Regions from separate parts of the Homo sapiens genome. Here region 1 is linked to region 2. A link is an interaction called in ENCODE POLR2A ChIA-PET data of the cell type or tissue named here. Cell type or tissue: MCF 10A. All regions are shown on one strand. Each heading gives the region's core, and the rest is flanking DNA. Links, peaks and the distances in the headings are about the cores only. Region 1 has its middle 35 kb from the start of ZNF397. Region 2 has its middle 21 kb from the start of ZSCAN30.

Region 1 (8,336 bases), core at 204-8,203, 110 kb before region 2:
ACTATAAATGTAAACATTACCATGTTCACCGCCAAAATGAGAAAAAGAATAACATAAAACAATTCACTGGGGAATATTCAAATGTAAAAGCCAAATATTAATCCAGATTCTAAATAACCAGTCCTTGTAAACTATAGAATAGTAACTTTTTTCTTTTCCCTCAAATGATTTAACCAAATGGAACAATAAATAAACCCATATTCCATGCCAGATAAAATTAAACTGTGGTTCACCTAAAGATCAAGCTTAGGCTAATTAGTAAAAGGGGCCAGACCAGACGGTGATAACCAGCCCGACGGAAAGAGAAGCACATGATTAAGCAAACAGATGGCCACTTGCAATTTAATGAGCAGACACTTTGATTTGGTTTGATGGCCCAACTAGGGAAGGCCTTTAGCTTAAGCTTTTCCCTTGAGAGCGCTGTATGGCTGGACTCCAGTGATTTGTTCAGGTTTGAGCCCTTTTCCTCCCAGAAATGGCTTCCACAATTCATAAAAAGCTTACTGTTTATATCAAACAAGCACAGACCAGGGCTCCACACTCCTTTAGATGGCATGCTAACTTACTCTTCACTTCTGGCCTCCGGAAAAAGCCCAGTGGAAGGAAAAAAAAAATGCTTTTTCATCTTCCAGTGATCTTGTTTAAAAAAAAAAAGATTCCACAAAACTATATCTTACTTAAATCATTTCAAGACCCACCTTAAGTCAGTGTTAGCAAAAATTTGTTGACAGCCATATGAAGGTAGAATCAGGCCACGGGATAAGGCCCAAGGATAGAAGTGGATGAATTCAGGAGAGAGAAACAAGGTACAGATTTAAGAAGGGGCCAGAAACATGCCTTCATGTATTTCTTAATTTTGTTTAAAATGAGCACATCCTGTACCATTTATGATCAGCTCCAAAAGGTCTTCCCTGGAGCGAACTGTCCATACAAATAAAAAAATGCCTGTTTATTAAATTGCAAGTGGCTATCATATATAATAGAAATTCCAAACAAAGTCATAGATATTTCTGACAAGGTATAAGCAGAATATATACACCTTTTTAAGTATACTTTTTAATATACTTTTTAAGTATATTCTCTTTCATGTAAACATTTATAAAAACCAGGTGAAGAAACAAATGTGTAGAAAAGGAATTATGGCTCAGTCCAGCTATGAATTTTTCAAGGGGTTGCAGCTCAAAAAGTATTTAAATAAATAAAAACTGGTGGTTTTTAAAGTTAGTCTGAAGTTACTGCCATAGTCTCTTGGGTTTTGTTTTTGTTTTTGTTTTCTAGATTTATATATATACAAAGCTAGGGAATGTAAAGAATATAATACATATTATAATATATAATATAATATATAATAAAATATATATTGTATTCTTTTTCTAGCTTTATATATGTACATGTGTTACATATTTATATATGAACATATATAAAGCTAGAAAAGGAATATATATTTAACTGTATATATAAAATAAATATATGAAATAATATAATACATACATAATATATATTTAATCATACACATATATATATTTCTCTGTATTAATTCCCCTTAAAAACCAAAATTTTCCAAATTATTTCTCCCAGAGTCAATATCCTTTTCATTCACAGCAAGTTCTAAGTTGAAGACTTACAAATTAACACTCAAACATTTTTTTCCCAAATAACTTCACAAACATGTTAAACAGGAAAAGGAAGTTAGAGTTAGGAATTGTGAGGCTATAAGAATTTTTCTTTCCTAAAGGATTGGATATGACTGCCAACAATTCCGTGGTTTTAGCTGCTTTCAAAAAAAGGAATGTGATAATAGCTCCTGGGTGGAATAATTTTGGCTGCACTTGATTAAATCTAAGCTTAAAACTTACAGAGAACAGCTTGGACTGCATTTCTTTTTTTTTTTTTTTAAGAAACAGCATTGCATTTCATTTTACTGTGTCTTTGCCAGATTTGGGCCTTTGGGGAGTCTGGCACTAGATTAGACACTAACAAAGCGAGCTGTAATACCCTGGGTAATATGAGTTACATAACTCCAATCAACACTAATGAGTGTGTGTCTCTCTAAAACCCTGCACGTGTAATTTTGGAAAGGAGTCCTAAATGATTTTAAGGCCCCTTCCTTTCACAAAGCGCTATCTTATTCAGCTCCCAGAAAGTAATCATTCCAAAAAGCACTAGGCATACCCAGCTGGTATTTTTGTTTGTATTCTATTGTCTTTTTCTTTTGGTAAATAAATCATCTTCATTCCCTAGAAAAGCATCTACATTTTGCATCCAATATCTTAAACTTTGTTCTTGACATTTTTCTGGTGACTTCAAGACACATGATTTTAACACCACCAGTGAGAATTTTCGAATACTTGAAAAAAATCAACTATATATTAGAGAGCTCCTCAACTCTTTGTTTTTCAAATTCTAATACAAATAATATTCAATACTAAATATTGTTCTATTAGTTTCTGGGTCCAGTACAAGATGGATTCCTCCCCACTCCTTCTGCTAAGTATGGCTAGAATCTCTGGATATTATATATTAAATACACATAAAAAGACTCTGAAAGGTAGAACAAAAAAAAGCAGCCTGTCTATGGACCACATGATCCAAGAAAGATGCAGTGATAAGTTTCTTGGGTTTTCTTTTTCTTCACGTATTCCAGACGTGGAGCTGGAAAAGCCAGCAGCTTAGAAATACCAAACATCCCAGAAAAAAACAAACAAAATCTCTCAAGAAAAGCAAGCACTCTCTAGCCAAAAGACCTAGAAGAAGCAGCCTAGAAGGAGAGAAAACTTTTTTGGACAATAACTCTCAACTCCAACCAAACACCATGAAAAAAAAATGTGAACCCCACCAAGCTCCATTAGCAAAGGCCAAAGGGCAAATGGGAAGCCTACACTTCCATCTGCATCCAGCTGTAATAAGGTATCACTCCCTCTGCCAAGCCTGTGTCAGAGAAGAACAAGTGGGGAGCTGGGACTTTCATCCCTGCTTGACAGTAACAAGGTACTCTTCTCTCTACTCAGGTAGTTTCAGAGAAGGCTGAATGAAAAGCCTGGACTTTCACCAGCACCCAGAGTTGATGACACCCCCAACAATACAGCATCAGTGGAGGCCACCTGGAGAACAGTAACAAGATGCCCTTCCCTGTCCCAGCCAGCGTGGTGTCAGCAGAGGTCTAGCAAGAAGACTGAACTCCCATCTCTATCCAGCAGTAACAAGGCAGCCTCTCCATCCTGGGTGTCAACAAATGCCAAGTGAGGAACCTGGACTCCAACTCCAATATGGCAGTAACAAGGTGGTACTACTCTTGCCCCACCAGTGTGGATTCATAGGAGGCCTGCTGAAAATACAAGATTTAAATAGGATCCAGAGTAGTCTCATAAAAAAATACCTAATATGTGCTGGATATAATTGAAAACTCACTCAACATACCAAGAACCAGGAAAATCTCAACTTGAATGGGAAAAGATAATCAATAGTCACTGACACCAAGATGATACAAATGTTGGAATTATCTGACGAGAATTTTAAAACAGCCATCACAAAAATGGCTAAGAACCCACTTGAAACAAATGAAAAATACAAATGAAATAAAGCAAGTCTCAGCAAAGAAACAGAAGATATAAAGGAGAACAAAATGGGAATTTTAGATCTGAAAAATATAATAACAAAAATTTTAAAACTTACCAGATGGAATGAACAGCAGAATGGAGAAGACAGATTAAAGAATCAGTGAATTTGAAGATAGAGCAATAGAAATGACCAATTTACCAATCTGAACAACAGAGAAAAAACAGACTGAGAAAAAGATGAAGCAAATTTAAGAATTTGTGGGACTATAACAAAAGATCTAACATTCATGCAACGGTGGTCTGAGAAGGAGAGAGAAAAAAGGGCAGAACTGAAAAGGTAGTTTTTAAATGTATGCCTAAAAATTTCCCAAAGTTGGCAAAAGACATAAACCTACAGATTCAAGAATGTAAATAAACTGTAAACAGAATAAACACAAAGAAATCTACACCATGACACAGAATGGTCAAACTGAAAACTAAAGATAAAGAAGAAAGTCTTGAAAGCAATTACAGGAGAAAACATCTTACCTATTTTGGGTGGTGAATGGAAGGTGGTGGAAGAAACAGTTTCATTGACAGCAGATTTATCATGAGAAACCATGGAGGCCAGAAGGAAATGGCACAATATTTTTCAAATGCTGAAAGAAAAAAACCCCTTATCTAGTAAAAATATCCTTCAAGAATGAACAAGAAATCAAGATAGTCTCGGATGAAAGAAAAGTAAGAGAACTTATTGTTAGCAAACCTTCTCTAAAAGAATAGCCAAAGTTTTTGAAACAGAACAGAAATGATAAAAGGTATCTTGAACATCAAAAAGTAAGAACAAGAAAAGTAAAAATTGGGGGAGGAGCCAAGATGGCGGAATAGGAACAGCTCCGGTCTACAGCTCCCAGCGGGAGCGATGCAGAAGATGGGTGATTTCTGCATTTCCATCTGAGGTACTGGGTTCATCTCACTAGGGAGTGCCAGACAGTGGGCGCAGGCCAGTGGGTGCGCGCACCGTGCGCGAGCTGGGGCAGGGCGAGGCATTGCCTCACCTGGGAAGCGCAAGGGGTCAGGGAGTTCCCTTTCCGAGTCAAAGAAAGGGGTGACGGACGCACCTGGAAAATCGGGTCACTCCCACCAGAATATTGCGCTTTTCAGACCGGCTTAAAAAACGGCGCACCACGAGACTATATCCCACACCTGGCTCAGAGGGTCCTACGCCCACGGAATCTCGCTGATTGCTAGCACAGCAGTCTGAGATCAAACTGCAAGGCGGCAGCGAGGCTGGGGGAGGGGTGCCCGCCATTGCCCAGGCTTGCTTAGGTAAACAAAGCAGCCGGGAAGCTGGACTGGGTGGAGCCCACCACAGCTCAAGGAGGCCTGCCTGCCTCTGTAGGCTCCACCTCTGGGGGCAGGGCACAGACAAACAAAAAGACAGCAGTAACCTCTGCAGACTTAAATGTCCCTGTCTGACAGCTTTGAAGAGAGCAGTGGTTCTCCCAGCACGCAGCTGGAGATCTGAGAACGGGCAGACTGCCTCCTCAAGTGGGTCCCTGACCCCTGACCCCCGAGCAGCCTAACTGGGAGGCACCCCCCAGCAGGGGCACACTGACACCTCACACTGCAGGGTATTCCAACAGACTTGCAGCTGAGGGTCCTGTCTGTTAGACGGAAAACTAACAAACAGAAAGGACATCCACACCGAAAACCCATCTGTACATCACCATCATCAAAGACCAAAAGTAGATAAAACCACAAAGATGGGGAAAAAACAGAACAGATAAACTGGAAACTCTAAAACGCAGAGCACCTCTCCTCCTCCAAAGGAACGCAGTTCCTCACCAGCAACGGAACAAAGCTGGATGGAGAATGATTTTGACGAGCTGAGAGAAGAAGGCTTCAGACGATCAAATTACTCTGAGCTACGGGAGGACATTCAAACCAAAGGCAAAGAAGTTGAAAACTTTCAAAAAAATTTAGAAGAATGTATAACTAGAATAACCAATACAGAGAAGTGCTTAAAGGAGCTGATGGAGCTGAAAACCAAGGCTCGAGAACTACGTGAAGAATGCAGAAGCCTCAGGAGCCGACGCGATCAACTGGAAGAAAGGGTATCAGCAATGGAAGATGAAATGAATGAAATGAAGTGAGAAGGGAAGTTTAGAGAAAAAAGAATAAAAAGAAATGAGCAAAGCCTCCAAGAAATATGGGACTATGTGAAAAGACCAAATCTACGTCTGATTGGTGTACCTGAAAGTGATGCGGAGAATGGAACCAAGTTGGAAAACACTCTGCAGGATATTATCCAGGAGAACTTCCCCAATCTAGCAAGGCAGGCCAACGTTCAGATTCAGGAAATACAGAGAACGCCACAAAGATACTCCTCGAGAAGAGCAACTCCAAGACACATAATTGTCAGATTCACCAAAGTTGAAATGAAGGAAAAAATGTTAAGGGCAGCCAGAGAGAAAGGTCGGGTTACCCTCAAAGGGAAGCCCATCAGACTAACAGCGGATCTCTCGGCAGAAACTCTACAAGCCAGAAGAGAGTGGGGGCCAATATTCAACATTCTTAAAGAAAAGAATTTTCAACCCAGAATTTCATATCCAGCCAAACTAAGCTTCATAAGTGAAGGAGAAATAAAATACTTTACAGACAAGCAAATGCTGAGAGATTTTGTCACTACCAGGCCTGCCCTAAAAGAGCTCCTGAAGGAAGCACTAAACATGGAAAGGAACAACTGGTACCAGCTGCTGCAAAATCATGCCAAAATGTAAAGACCATCGAGGCTAGGAAGAAACTGCATCAGCTAACGAGCAAAATCACCAGCTAACATCATAATGACAGGATCAAATTCACACATAACAATATTAACTTTAAATGTCAATGGACTAAATTCTCCAATTAAAAAACACAGACTGGCAAGTTGGATAAAGAGTCAAGACCCATCAGTGTGCTGTATTCAGGAAACCCATCTCACGTGCAGAGACACACATAGGCTCAAAATAAAAGGATGGAGGAAGATCTACCAAGCAAATGGAAAACAAAAAAAGGCAGGGGTTGCAATCCTAGTCTCTGATAAAACAGACTTTAAACCAACAAAGATCAAAAGAGACAAAGAAGGCCATTACATAATGGTAAAGGGATCAATTCAACAAGAGGAGCTAACTATCCTAAATATATATGCACCCAATACAGGAGCACCCAGATTCATAAAGCAAGTCCTGAATGACCTACAAAGAGACTTAGACTCCCACACATTAATAATGGGAGACTTTAACACCCCACTGTCAACATTAGACAGATCAACGAGACAGAAAGTCAACAAGGATACCCAGGAATTGAACTCAGCTCTGCACCAAGCAGACCTAATAGACATCTACAGAACTCTCCACCCCAAATCAACAGAATATACATTTTTTTCACCACCACACCACACCTATTCCAAAATTGACCACATAGTTGGAAGTAAAACTCTCCTCAGCAAATGTAAAACAACAGAAATTATAACAAACTATCTCTCAGACCACAGTGCAATCAAACTAGAACTCAGGATTAAGAATCTCACTCAAAGCCACTCAACTACATGGAAACTGAACAACCTGCTCCTGAATGACTACTGGGTACATAACGAAATGAAGGCAGAAATAAAGATGTTCTTTGAAACCAACGAGAACAAAGACACAACATACCAGAATCTCTGGGACGCATTCAAAGCAGTGTGTAGAGGGAAATTTATAGCACTAAATGCCCACAAGAGAAAGCAGGAAAGATCCAAAATTGACACCCTAACATCACAATTAAAAGAACTAGAAAAGCAAGAGCAAACACATTCAAAAGCTAGCAGAAGGCAAGAAATAACTAAAATCAGAGCAGAACTGAAGGAAATAGAGACACAAAAAACCCTTCAAAAAATCAATGAATCCAGGAGCTGGTTTTTTGAAAGGATCAACAAAATTGATAGACCACTAGCAAGACTAATAAAGAAAAAAAGAGAGAAGAATCAAATAGACACGATAAAAAATGATAAAGGGGATATCACCACTGATCCCACAGAAATACAAACTACCATCAGAGAATACTACAAACACCTCTACACAAATAAACTAGAAAATCTAGAAGAAATGGATACATTCCTCGACACATACACCCTCCAAAGACTAAACCAGGAAGAAGTTAAATCTCTGAATAGACCAATAACAGGAGCTGAAATTGTGGCAATAATCAATAGTTTACCAACCAAAAAGAGTCCAGGACCAGATGGATTCACAGCCGAATTCTACCAGAGGTACAAGGAGGAACTGGTACCATTCCTTCTGAAACTATTCCAATCAATAGAAAAAGAGGGAATCCTCCCTAACTCATTTTATGAGGCCAGCATCATTCTGATACCAAAGCCGGGCAGAGACACAACCAAAAAAGAGAATTTTAGACCAATATCCTTGATGAACATTGATGCAAAAATCCTCAATAAAATACTGGCAAACCGAATCCAGCAGCACATCAAAAAGCTTATCCACCATGATCAAGTGGGCTTCATCCCTGGGATGCAAGGCTGGTTCAATATATGCAAATCAATAAATGTAATCCAGCATATAAACAGAGCCAAAGACAAAAACCACATGATTATCTCAATAGATGCAGAAAAAGCCTTTGACAAAATTCAACAACCCTTCATGCTAAAAACTCTCAATAAATTAGGTATTGATGGGACGTGTTTCAAAATAATAAGAGCTATCTATGACAAACCCACAGCCAATATCATACTGAATGGGCAAAAACTGGAAGCATTCC
Region 2 (8,336 bases), core at 103-8,102:
CAGCTCTTACCCTACACCAGAGAATCCACACTGGGAAGAAACCAAATCCATGTGATGAGTGTGGCAAAAGCTTTAGTCGGCGTTCTGATCTCATTAACCATCAAAAAATACACACTGGTGAAAAGCCGTATAAGTGTGATGCATGTGGGAAAGCCTTCAGCACATGTACTGATCTTATTGAACACCAGAAAACCCATGCTGAGGAGAAACCCTACCAGTGTGTTCAGTGCAGCAGAAGTTGTAGCCAACTCTCTGAACTTACTATTCATGAGGAAGTCCATTGTGGAGAAGACAGTCAAAATGTGATGAATGTGAGAAAACCTTTAGTGTGTACACCAACTCTATTCAGTACCAGAGACACTGTACCAGAAAAAAATCTAATGAATGCTGTTGATTATTGATGAGTATGAAAAAGGTTTTAATCAGTGTTCAACTCTTATGCTACATTAAAACCACACTGGATCCGGATACGTATGGTGGCTCACGCCTGTAATCCCAACACTTTGGGAGGCAGATGTGGAAGCATCATTTGAGCCCAGGAGTTTGAGGCTGCAGTGAGCTATGATTCCACCATTGCACTCCAGTCTGGGCAACAGAGCAAGACCCTGTCTATTTAAAAAAAAAAAAAAACCACCAATACCACATGGGAGAAAACATTAATTCAGTTTTTGTAATGAAAGGTTAACTCAGAGCTCAGACATTACTAAAATTAAGAAAAATTCTCCAGCCTGACCAACATGGTGAAACCCTGTCTCTACCAAAAAATAAAAAATAATTAGCTGGGCATGGTGGCAGGCGCCTGTAGTCCCAGCTATTCGGGAGGCTGAGGCATGAGAATCACTTGAACCTGGGAGGTGGGGGTTGCAGGGAGCCGAGATCTGCCACTGCATTCCAGCCTGGGCAACAGAGTGAGACTCTCTCAAAAAAAAAAAAAAAAGAAAAAAAAACTCTGAGGAAGAGTCCTGCGAGTTGTGGGAAAACCTTCAAAGTGAAAAACATTTTTACTGAATGTCAGTATACCACAATAGAAACAAATTTCTATCTTTTCTATAAGGTTGGAAAAGCTCTAGTCTTATTCAGACATAACCTACAGGAAGAGAGTTGTATTATTGTAAGAGATCTAATGCAGAACTTATCAGATATTGTAAAAATCAGTGTGGGAGGTATTCAGTCAAAAGTCAGAAGGAAATGTATTATCGTTATAATTTCAAACCTTAAGAAAGCCTAAATTACCAATTGCATATCAAATTTTTTTGATAATGTAAGGAAAACTTAAATCCCCTCCATATCCTAATTGGCATTTATAATAATATGACACTTAACCCTGACAGCTAGAGTCTTACTTTATGCTAATGCTAGATATCTATTTTTAAATTCCACGTGTGTAAACATGCTATACTCTTCTGATATTAAACTTACTAAGTACATAATTCCAGTGCCCCCTTTTCTCAGAATTTTTTTTTGTTTTTAATTTTGGGGGGTATAGTTTTGGTTTTCCTAGTGCACATTAGTTTGTGCAAGTTCTTGCAATGTTCACAGCAAATATAGATTTATTTTGCTTTGAATAATGCAGCCCATAAACTTTATTGGTTTGAAAGTTCTTCACTACCATTTAATCACAGCTTCTAAACATGTGAAACAGGATCTTTAAAAAAATTTTCCATATGTCAAAGTGTAGAGATGTTTCTAGCAGCATTTATCTTGTCATCTATAGATTGAACAAAAAGTGGTAGCTGTGAAATTGTGATTTATAATAAATACATATTTGGTCTTCATCCCCTGGTACAGAGCTTCTAAGACCCTTGAAATTTCCTGAGTGGTAAGAGTAATTAGGATGACAAGCCCCTTTAACCACACCTGAGTTTATGTTAATGGGATTACTTTTGGAAAGACAGAACCACAGGATGGGGGCTAGTTGCCTCGAGAACCAACCATGTGATTAGAGGGTTGGAACTTTCAGATCAACCCCACCCTACCTTGACCTCTGAGAGGAGAGAGGCTGGAGACTGAATTCAGTCACCAGTGGCCAGTGATTTAATCATTCATGCCTACGTGATGTAGCCTTCATAAAAAACTGAAGGACAGGATTCAGAGAGCTTCCAGGTTGAACTTGTTGAGGTACTAGGAGGGTGGTGTACCTAGGGAGGGCATGGAAGCTCAGTGTTCTTCCCACACACCTTGCCTTATGCATCTCTTTCATCTGGCTGATCCTTAGTTGTGTTCTTTTACAAGAATCTAGTAAATAAACTTTTCCTACATTCTATGAGTCATTCTAGCTAATGCTGAAACTCAAAGAGGGGATTGTAGGAACCTTGGATTTATAGCCAGTTGGTCAGAAGCACCAGTGAAAACATGGACATGAGATTGGTGTCCAAAACTGACACAATTGGTGTCAGTTGTAGAACTGAGCCCTTAACCTGAAGCATCTATGTTGATCTGATTCCAGGTAGATAGCTTCAAAATTTAATTACAGGCACTTAGTGGGTGTCCACAGAAAATTGGAGAATTGTTTGGTTTGGGGAAACCTCATACACATCTGGTGTCAGAAATGTTGTGAGTATAGAGAAGACAATAAGTTTTTCCTATACAGTAGCTAAAGTACCTACATCATTAATTTGTATAGTATATTCTGTGTAAAAATAAGACTTTCTGATATTTTTTTCAAGTGGCAACATTTATCAGACTTTTTTGATTTCTGACATACATACTGAAAACAGGCAACATACATGCAAAGTTTTCCACTGAAAAATAGAAATAGTTTGAAAAAATAAAAAATTCAAATTGTCTTTCTGGTATTAACAATTTGATAAGTTCTGCTACTAAAAGTACTACAAAGTTGTTTCCTTTGATTATCCCCTATAATTGTCTAATTAATATTTTAATTTAGCAGACATTGTTAAATTCTATTCCTTAGGAGTGTAATGCTAAGGCAAGGCCTTTTGGGAGGTTTTGTAGTACATTAAAAGAATATACTATCTCTTCCAATGAAGTGTATATTGTATAGTGATAGAGACTAATATGTACAGAAAACACATGGCTCAATGTAATCATAAAGGTAGGACATGCTTGTAAGAACTCAGAGGAGTCAAGGTTCAATTCTGATTAGAAAGAAAAGGGAGAGCTTTGTGGAACTCCTGAAGTTTGAGCCTTGAAGGATGGGAATAGAGGCATAAAGGCAGGGAGGGAATAATCAACAAAGGCACAAAAGGAAGTGCAAGAAATGTGGAGCATGGTGGTTATCATTTATTCAATAAATATTCAGTGTCAGGCATTGTACTGGTTCCTGTTGAAGAGGGGTGAGGGAAGGGCCCCTGCCCTCAAGAAGCACACAAACAGTTACGATGCATTATGAAAATGCTTATTGAAACATACATTTCAAAGGGTAAGAATAATGTGGAAATGAAAATCAAGTGGGAAAGAAAAGGAGTGTGATGCTAAACAAGCAGACACTTTAATTTTCTGGGCTGTAGCTAATTATCTCTAAACAAAAGTACTTGGGGTGGTTAGACTAGATTTTATGTTTCTGCATTTTATTCTCAAAGTAATGAAAAGCCATTAAGGTCCTTGAATGATCTTCCTGCTTTAAAAAGAGTTTCAGATTAAAAGGGGGAGAGAAACAACAGAAAGGAAACCCATTTTTAAAGTCTGGAAATAAAATCATGAGGTCCAGAAGTAGAGGAGCTAAAAGGCATTGACATGCTGATAGGTTGAGAAGTGGGTAAGAGAAAGGTAAAATTTATTATCTGTTCTTTGGAGAATTTAAAAAGCAAAGAAGAAAAAACAGGGTGGTCTCCAAATTTATTTCTGAAGTTTAGCTATCTCTCCTGAGAATACATTTTGAGAGCCTACTACACATTTCTCTATTTAGTGTCCTACGGGTAAACTGAAATTCATGAACTTAACACACACACACACACACACACACACATACATGATTTCTTCCTCCAGAATTCCCTATCTTTATGAATTACACTACTAAACACCTTGTCATCCACATAAAATAACTGGTAATCAACCTACACTCCTGACCTCCAGTTTTCCAAATCTGGTTGCTTACTAGGTCTTAGAAGTGAGTTGCAAAATTGCAAAATTCAAACAACTGTCAAGAATATAGAGTGGAAGGGAAATACAGAGAATTGGGCCTGACACTTTATGTCGGTTGATTCTTCCAGGCATTTGCTGATTCTTGAACTGACAGGGCAAAGGGCCAAGAAATCTATTCAAAGAATGCTGGAAGGTTAAATGAAACTCAGCTGACTCATGCTAGGGAATAAAAATTAGAGTATAAATTGCGCCAAGTAGGTGGTGTCCTTGTGAACACCCCACATTCTCAATGTAAACATTATATGGCTACACCCCAAGAGAGGATAAAACCTGACCAAGTCTTAAAAAGACTGAATGCAATGTCAAGTAAGGTCAACCTTTTAGTGAACTAAGTTATCTTGCCCTAATCTGGCTGCCAGCTAGAAAAGAGGAAAGGGTGAATCCTCTCTGGAGGATGGCTATCCAGATTCTACAATTTTTCATGCACAGTATGTTCAATCAAAAATTACCAAAACCATTAGAATCAGAAACATCAATATGAATTCATACATTTTATGCACACACAGGTGGATTACGCAGAAACAATTATAGAACATACCTCTATACATATGTTATGCATACATACACTACCTAGCTCTTTGAGAGGATCTAGAAGAAATGACACCCAAGCATCAATGAGCATAACTAGATCTTGGTTTCTAAATAGCATTCTCCAAATAAAAGGAACCAGGGCTCCTTTGAGAAATGACTGGTTGTAGGGCTAGGGCAGGGAAAACTCAAGATGAGCCTAGAGCATCTTGTAGTACAGAAAGTAGGTAAGAGTTCAAAAAACAAAAGGATAGGGGCATGTCAAAGGAACATAGGAGACAAACTGAAGGAGTTCCCAAGGCCAAATAAGCATACATGCATCCATACTGATAACATAGGTATGGGAGAAGAGACAACTCTTCCTTATGGAAAAATTCCAAATTATATATTTAGATTCCTCCTCCAGAGGAAGCTGGAACTGTTGACCTACTTCCAAAGAATAGAGTATGGAAAAGGAAAAACTAACTACAGTGGAGAAATCTGACAAAAACTATCATAAGGCAGGGCTTGTCAACCTTAGCACTATTGACATTTTGGGGCACATAATTTTTTGCTGTGGGGAGCCGTCCTGTGGACTTATTGGACATTTGATACTATCCTTGGCCTCTATCCACCAGATACCAGTGGCAACCCTCCCCCAGTTACGACAGTCAGCCAAAAATGTCTCCAGCCACTGCCAAATGTCACCTGACGGGCTTCTCACCTGCCTAAGATGCACCACCTAAAGGGTAACATCACCAGTGAGTGATGTTATGTGAATATTATGTACCACTTGGTATGATGTTACAAGAAAGTCACTTCAAATTGTAGTATTCTTTTTAAAAACCTATAATCCCCAAATTAACTAAAATTAGAAATAAAAGAGGGCATGTTACTGCTGTAATTTCAGAAATAAAAAGGATTAGAAGAAACTGCTAGGAATAATTGTACACCACAAATTGGATAACCTAGATGAAATAGACAAGATCCTAGAAACACACAGCCTACCAATGAATTGTGAAAAAGTAGAAAATCTGAATAGAACTATGGCTAGTAAGATTAAATCAGTAATCAAATACCTACCAAAAAAATAGCCCAGGACCAGGTGGCTTCACTGGTGAATTCTATCAAAGAAGTAACACTGGCTGGGCGTGGTGGCTCACGCCTATAATCCCAGCACTTTGGGAGGCCGAGGCGGGCGGATCACAAGGTCAGGAGATCAAGACCATCCTGGCTAACACGGTGAAACCCCGCCTCTACTAAAAATACAAAAAAAAAAAAAAAAAAAAAAAAATTAGCCAGGCGTGGCAACATGCGCCTGTAGTCCCAGCTACTCAGGAGGCTGAGGCAGGAGAATGGCGTGAACCTGGGAGGCGGAGCTTACAGTGAGCCGAGATCGCGCCACTGCACTCCAGCCTGGGCGACAGAGTGAGACTGTCTCAAAAAAAGAAGTAACACCAACTTTTATTAAATTCCTACAAAATATTACAAAGGAAGGAACAATTCCAAATTCATTTTATGAAGCCAGCATTAATCTGACACCACGCCAGACAAAGACACTACAAGAAAGCTACAGACCAATGTCCCCTATAAATAATCCTCAACAAAATTCTAGAAAACACAATCCAACAATGCTTTAAAATAATTATACACCATGTCCAGGTAAGATTTATTTTTGAAATTCAGAATGATTCAACATACAAAAATCAATCAATGTACTACATCACAGTAACAGAATGAAGGAAAAAAGTGTGATTAACTCGACTGATGCAAAAAAGCTGACAAAATTCAATGCTTTTATGATACACTCAACAAACAAGGAGTATAAGGAAACTACCTCAGTATAATAAAGGCCATATTTAAAAAAAAAAAAACTACAGTGAGCATCATAATGGTAAAAGACTGAAAGCTTTTTCTCTAAGAGAAACAATATGCCTGCTTTCACCACTTCAACATAATACTGGAAGTCCTAGGCAGATCAGTTTGGCAAATAAAAAATAAAAGACATCCAAATTGGAAAGGAGGAAGTAAAATTATCTCTATTTGCAGATGACATAATCTTATATGCAAAAAACCCTTAAGATCACACACACACACACACACACACACACACACACACACGAACTAATAAGTGAATTCAGCCAAGTTGCAGGATACAAAATCAACACCCAAAAATCAGTTACATTTCTATATACTGACAATCTACAATCTAAAAAGGAAATGAAGAAAACAATTTCATTTACAATACCATCAAAAAGACTAAAATACTTAGCAATAAACTTAACCAAGTAAGTGAATGACTTGTTCCCTGAAAACTACAAAACATTGCTGGAAAATGCGAAAGAAGGCACATATAATTGGGAAGATACCCTATGTTCAGTCTACCCAAAGAAATCTACAGATTCAGTGCAATCCCTATTAAAATTCCAGTGACAAGTTTTGCATTAATAGAAAAACTAATTCTAAAACTTGTATGGAACGTAAAGGGATCTCAATTAGCCAGAACAATCCTGAGAAGCAATAAAGTTGGAGGTCTCACACTGCTGATTTCAAAACTTACTATAGCCAGGCATGGTGATGCGTACCTATAGTCCAAGCTACTCAGGAGGCTGAGGTAGGAGGATCCCTTGAGCCTGGAAGTTTGAGAACAGCCTGGTCAACAGAGTGAGACCCAGTCTTTGAAAAAAAAAAAAAAAAAAAACTTAGTACAAAGCCACAGTAATCAAAATAGTGTGGTACTGGCATAAAGACAGACACTTGAGGAAGACAAGAAACTTTTAATTTGAGGAATGTGAACTTCCTTTAAATTATCAGGCCCAAATAGACATTGAAATGTGACAGTAGTCACCTTTTACTCCACGCTTGAGCTGACTATTTCTAACCTACCTGCTATAGGGACTCTAGACTGTCACCACCAAGTAGCCATAAACCTAACAATGCCTTACGCTGGACACCATAGCTCATACCCTGTAGTTCAACAATGTATAGCTAATCACTAATCAGTGTTATTTCTGTAAACCAATGACAATTCCTGAAACTTTTGTAAATTGCTTTCTCTTTTGATTCATCCTTTTCTTTTTACTTTAAAAGACTCAAGACTCTCCTTTGCTCTCTGAAGCACTTCCCAGTGGTTCCCAAATTCCAGTCCTCAACCTTGGCCAAAATATACTCTTTACATTAATTTTCCCTCATTTTCTTCCTTCAGGTCAATACACATAGACCAATGAAATATAATAGAGAGCCTAGAAATAAACCCTCCCATATATGATGAAATGATTTTTGACAAGGGTGTCAAGACCATCCAATGAGGAAAGGACTATTTTCTCAACAAATAGAATTGGGAAAACTGCATATTCACATGCAAAAGAATGAAGTTTGACCCTTACATTGTACCATATACAAAATTTAACAACAAAAAAAAAAAGATCAAAGACCTAAACATGAGAGCTAAAAATATAAAGCTCTTACAAGAAAACAGGGGAAAACCTTCATGACATTGGATTTTTCAATGATTTTATTGGATATGACAGTAAAAGCACAGGCAACAACAAAACCCGATTTTAAAATGGGCAAATTGCTTGAATAGATATTCCTCCAAAGAAGATATATAAATGGTCAATAATCACATGACAAGATGCTCAACATCATTAATCATTAGGAAAATACAAATCAAAACCATGATGAAGGCTGGGTGCGGTGGCTTACGCCTGTAATTCCAGCACTTT

Evidence for each region. Peaks named below come from ENCODE experiments on the same cell type or tissue, not always from the same donor. Only the 100,000 strongest peaks of a DNase experiment are listed, where the experiment ranks them.
Region 1: POLR2A ChIA-PET joins it to region 2 with 5 read pairs; 2 of 35 experiments call an interaction of 5 or more read pairs at or near these places.

What each region holds. Positions count from the first base shown.
Region 1 is chr18:35,201,383-35,209,718 of GRCh38, forward strand. No RefSeq gene overlaps it. Among named protein-coding and RNA genes, the nearest start is that of ZNF397, 35 kb to the right of the region's middle. RefSeq lists enhancers at 4,091-4,704, 4,705-5,317. In MCF 10A, for the core only: no CTCF peak of the experiment used is centred there; no DNase peak of the experiment used is centred there.
Region 2 is chr18:35,307,496-35,315,831 of GRCh38, forward strand. It overlaps the pseudogene ZNF271P. Among named protein-coding and RNA genes, the nearest start is that of ZSCAN30, 21 kb to the left of the region's middle. In MCF 10A, for the core only: no CTCF peak of the experiment used is centred there; a DNase peak (open chromatin) is centred at 4,206.